Regions from separate parts of the Homo sapiens genome. Here region 2 is linked to region 1. The links are chromatin contacts, found by Hi-C in ENCODE. All regions are on one chromosome and are shown on one strand. The core of a region is the stretch at or near the end of the contact, and the rest is flanking DNA. Distances in the headings are between cores, read along the strand shown.

Region 1 (2,819 bases), core at 212-2,711:
CTGTGTTTAGAATATCCAAAAGTCATGAAAAAAAAAATAAAGAAGAACCGCAAATCTCATCAGAACTTCTGTTTTGTGAGGTTCTGGGATCCAGTTTTTTTCACTTGACAGCATTGTTGTAGATAAGCTTTAATTAAATTTTCTGACATTTTACTTGGCTGAACTGAACTTAACCCAGTCAATAGATTTCTATATGTTACTTGAAGTTTGTTTATCTAATAGATGGATTTTAAGTAGAGAGTATATGTAGAAAAACATAAATTAACATGTTGGCCAGAATTACTTATCTCAAGGTAGAATGTGCACCATATGGCTGCTTCGCTCCAAGCTAATATGTTATAATTGAATCATCTCCATATCTAATAAAACAGGAAGTCAAAAGGAATATTCATGTATAATTTAACAAGCATTAGGTCTGTGTAGAAATATTTTATGGCAGAGTAAGGGGAACAATACTGACAGAGTATATCACTATAATGATAAATCATACTGTGAATGATTTGTTTCAAGAATAATGATTGAAGCTCAACTTGCAAATCTAAGGCAAATCAATATTTTAATTTCATTCCTTGATGCATTGATTCCAAAGATTTTAATTTCATTCCTTTAAAGCACTTATTCATATTTGAAAATTCCCTTCCCCAGTGAAAATCATTATCTGCATTCAAACTACTTATATTGTTTGAATATATAAAAATATATAAAATAGAAAGTCAATGCTATGCACACAATGAAATGCCTTAGAATATTAAGGTCATTCATTAGATGTCATAGAGAAAATTGTAATGTGATTTTGCATATACATTGATAGTGAATAAATGACTAATTTCGCTATATTCACCATATGCCCAACATTGGTAGATATAAATTTTATTTCACAGGCTATGGCTATTAAATTTCAGGATTTTAGAAATCAAGTTACTACATCACTCAGGATGCATATATACACATCTTTGACATGAGAAACTAAATATAATCAATATTGAGGCAACTGATTACAATCATGGAAGAGGCTCTATATTTACGGTGAAATCTGCTCTATTTTATTATACTAAACCCAGTAAAGCAATATGACGCAGGGCCATAACTAGCCTACTCGAACTATTTTCTCTTATTCGTCAATTTCATGAGCAAAACACCATGCACATGGTAATTAAGGCACATGTCTTAAACACAAATAAAATGTAACTCCTAACATTCTACACAAACCTGCTTTACCCATGACCTTTCTCCTTTCTGTTGATGATTATTCCACCCTTCCAGTTGCCCAAGTCAGGTAACCTAGAAGTCATTCTTGACACACCTCTAGTTTTTACGTCTTCCATCTAATTTCTCAGGCAATCCTCTTGTCTCTAATTCCAAAATATACATGGAATCAAGTGGCTTCTAAGTACCCCCATTTTTACCTCCACTTTCACCTGCATGCTGCAGTAGCTTCCTGGCAGGTCTCCCTGTGTAGCCCCTTCAGCCTACTCTCCACATGGCAGTGAGCCTTTAAAAACCACAAAATCTATAGTTCCTCTTTTTTTATTTTGAGATGGAGTTTCACTCTGTCACCCAGGCTGGAGTGTAGCGGCGCGATCTCGGCTCACTGCAACCTCTGCCTCCCAGGTTCAAGCGATTCTCCTGTCTCAGCCTCCCAAGTAGCCAGGATTACAGGCACACGCCACCAAGCCCAGCTAATTTTTTTGTATTTTCAGTAGAAACAGGGTTTCACTGTGTTGCCCAGGCTAGTCTCGAACTCCTGAGCTCAGGCAATCCACCCACCTCCGCCTCCCAAAGTGCAAGGATTACAGGCCTGAGTCACCTGGCCCGACCTATAGTTCCTCTCTTAAAAACTTTCCAATAGCTTTCAGTTTCATTAGACTGAAAGTAAAAAGTTTTTAAAATGAATTGTAAGGCCCCATGTGAACGTTGTTTCCAATTCTGAACCTCATTTTCTACCAGAGGCTTGTGATATCAGCTCCCTTGTGTTCCCTCTGATTTTACTTACCTCGCGTGGCCAGTGTCATCTACTCAAAACATGAATCAGATGGTGTTTCTCTCTTACTTAAAAATCCTCAGAGCCTTCCTCTTTCTGTAAAAATAAAATCTGAGCTTTTGTATATAGCATATAGGCTTCATACTCCCTTATCTACTCTGACCTCATCCCTGGGCATACCAGCTTTTTTTTTTTTTTCTCAAACTTGCTAAGCTGACTCCTCCCTCAGAGTTGGTGTAGCCCATTTCATTTGTATGAAATATACTTCCCCAGATAACTACAGGCCTACTGTTTTCGCCTTTGGATCTTAGCTGAGATCATTTATGTATACTATCTCAGAAAATAGTTATCAACCACATATTATGTACCATTCTTTCTTCATTTTCTCTTATATAACTTATTCTTTTTCACAGCACTTATTGTATTTTTATTTCTTTAATTTTTAAAATTTATTTTAACTCTATCTTCAATGCTAGCTCCAAGAGAATAGGGTCTGCATTTTTTTTTCGTGTTCACTACAGTGTCTCCAATACCTAAAACAGCACCTAGCATATAGTAGGTGCTCAATAAACATTACTGAAATCACTAGAAACTCCAAACAATTTTTAAATTCCATAGTTGCTTGATTTTAAGCATGTTTCATTTTCAAGTGGTAAAACTTTAAACCAGGAACAACTCATCGCAAATTGTTTGATTATCAACTTTCATAAGAAGTATTTCGACCTTTTAGTGAGACAGGAATTTATGTTAAGGCTGATTTATAACTACAGAGCTAATATTTCTTTTTTTTCTCATTCATTTTAGGTTTAGAGTAGCTGATCTTCATGAATACTGGATC
Region 2 (2,700 bases), core at 142-2,641, 810 kb after region 1:
GTATTCACTTGCTTTAGAAAATTGTCCTAAAATTAAAAAAACTCACTATACCCTGAATGCTTATGTGGGATACACCAAGGGGAGAAAGTAGAGTAGTGATGGAAGAAGAGAAAATTGTAGAAGAAACTTGGAATAATTATAGTCACTATGACAAAATTACTTTGCCTAATGATAGCATATAGTTAATGTTACTGTGCAAATAACTGTGCAAATGAATGACTTGAGAAGTTATAATTAAAGTATTTCATCTTTTAAAACTCAAATAAAAAGTCCCGCCTCTATTACTTCACAATATTTTAGACACTACAGGGAACGAAACAGGTCTCAAAAGTTTCAGAATGCCAGTCTTTCAGTCTTTTTTAATTAGGGAAGAAGGTTTCACTTTACAACTTTTTCCCCTCTGCTTTCTGATAACTTGACAGCGCTTAGAAATTATTAAAATAAATAGGGAAGAAGGAAACCCAGAGGGCCTTCCAACTACAGCAAGTAACTATGGATTTTTCCTGTTTCTCTTGTAATAGCCTATGCAACTAAGTAGGTCTGTCCCTCAAGTATTTATACGGACTTCAAAGCTCCTATGGGCTCATGATGCAGATTCAAAGCATGCTTATACTATCAAAGGAAACCTTTGTTCCCTAGAAGAACCTTGTAAGAGCATATTACATGTTTCAGTTGATTACCTTTCAGCTTAGAAGGCACTTTCCAGAAACCATCCACACTTCTCGATCGTTGTATGAATCAAACCAAGTGCAAACCAAGTGTTTGCAGTCATGCCTGTTTCCATAAAACATCCCAAATAGTCTGCATCCTGCATTTGCCAGTGGCCCATGTATTTTTTTCTTTTCTTCTATTTCACTTTCATGTTATTAGAAAGATGAATAGTGCACTGCTCAGGACACTTTTCTAAAGCGAGTAATCAAAAAGTTTTTTGGTGATAGTTATAATGTCATAATATAACCAGACATCAAAAATGGACCACAGTAGCTACAGAGGTTAAGTCACAGCACTCTAATGGTTATATGTATTAATTTGTCATTGTCAGGTTTCATTTTTAAGGTGTTAAAATTTTCCTACACTGAGATGGTAATATACAAGGGAGTTGAGAAAATTCAGTTTGTTTCATTTGGAAGAATTATTTGTGACAGTTTTCAAAACATTTTGTAAAAAAAAAAAAAAAACATTAAGCTATTCCTCATATGCAAGAAATCATACCTGTAAATCAGGCCAAATCTGATTTTTTCAGAAATCTGAAAAAAATTCAGCTGGCCTAATTCAATAAAATTTATCAGCTGATTTGGAATACAGGGAATTTCTATTATTGTGAAAACAAACTCACACCCCACCTACCGCCAACACCCCCCTACTCCCTTCTCTTTTTGATGTTGTTGAAAACAAAGTGATTCTCAGAAACAGAATTTGCATTCCAGGCTGTGGGCCAGGGAGAATTTACATAGACAAGTTACACACTCTTGAAAATGGTGTTTTATGCTAGAAATCGTGAGACCCTCCAAATCCAGTAAAATGAACAGCAAAGCTTATGATAAAGACAATGTTTACAAAAAACATATAGGGGCTTTGGTTTGTTTTTTTGTTTTGTTTTGTTTTCAATGAATTTACTTTGGGTCACTTTCTGTGAAGCAAAAAGCAGCTGTGACAGGGAGACTTTCATTCTCTGCATGTGTATATTGCAGTCACTTAAGAGTTACTAAGCCCATCAATCAGTCCTCTGTTTCCCTCTGTTGAATCACTTAGCAACGTGCACCGTGTACCATAGAATCAAGTGTGGTTAATGGGAGCCAGTCTCAGATCAGGCTGCTGCTGATTGCCATCCTCATGAGCTAAGTCAAATTGTTTTTATTCTAACTACAGCCCCTGGCAAATGACCTTGCTATCTTTAATGCAGGTTTGCTTGTTTAATTTTAAGCTATTCCTCATATGCAAGAAATCATACCTATGAATCAGCCCAAATCCAAATAAGTGGCATTCTTAGTCACCACTAATCAGCTTTTTTCTTTTAGTTGAATGGCATCAAAATCAAACTGTGTTTTTATTTAGTGCACATTTGAGGTTAATAAAACCATTCAGAAGCAAGTGTCAGCCTTTAAAGGTGCCCAAAGATTCGTTCTAGTGATTGTGAAAAAGGTCTAGAAGTCAAATGGGTACCCAGAGAGCCAGAAGGCTGTTGGTGAGATGGAGCAGTCACTGAGCGGGTCACCAGGAGAACTTACTTTATGAGATCTGCTGCTAATTTCTGACTTTGGGCAAGTCACCTCACCAGTCTGGGGCTAAGATTCACTCCTCATCAGTAAAATGAATACTTTGGATGAGACGGGAGGTTTTCCCATTCTGATGCTAGGATCTTGTTCATGAGTTAATGAAGACAGTTGAGGAAGGTAAGGAGCTATTTCTACTTGATTAGTGAGGCTTCAGTCTATTTCAACATTTCAAAGTTTTTCATGATAATTTGTTCATGAAAAAAAAAAGAAAACAGAGGAGTTGCTCCAGCTCTAAAAAAAATTTGAAAACCACACCCTGTGCTAATTGCAAGTCTAGTCTACTCTGGTGCTGCTCTGTGGTATTGCAGACATAGAGTCTGCTCTGTGGTACATATGGACCAGGTCTTATGATGATGATAGGCCATGTTTAGTGGCTTCACACAGAGGTACTTCAGAGCTTTTATTTGGATTCCTCCCACTTGGA

What was found. A loop is a pair of places that touch in the nucleus more often than their neighbours do. Pooled maps may share reads with other maps.
Region 2: a loop to region 1 is called in a map with no recorded cell type, with 2.3 times the contacts of the local background. The contact joins two enhancer-like sites. A Hi-C loop is called at or near these places in 8 of 37 single-sample maps with no recorded cell type and 2 of 50 pooled maps.

The regions. Positions count from the first base shown.
Region 1 is chr3:104,715,855-104,718,673 of GRCh38, forward strand. The region is part of intron 3 of LOC107986108 (a long non-coding RNA gene); the gene reads right to left. Among named protein-coding and RNA genes, the nearest start is that of ALCAM, 650 kb to the right of the region's middle. Within about 2 kb of position 1,462, at least 2 of the 41 ENCODE cell types and tissues checked have a DNase peak (open chromatin) inside an H3K27ac peak, as active enhancers do.
Region 2 is chr3:105,525,125-105,527,824 of GRCh38, forward strand. All of the region lies in intron 3 of ALCAM (activated leukocyte cell adhesion molecule), which reads left to right. Among named protein-coding and RNA genes, the nearest start is that of ALCAM, 160 kb to the left of the region's middle. Within about 2 kb of position 1,392, at least 2 of the 41 ENCODE cell types and tissues checked have a DNase peak (open chromatin) inside an H3K27ac peak, as active enhancers do.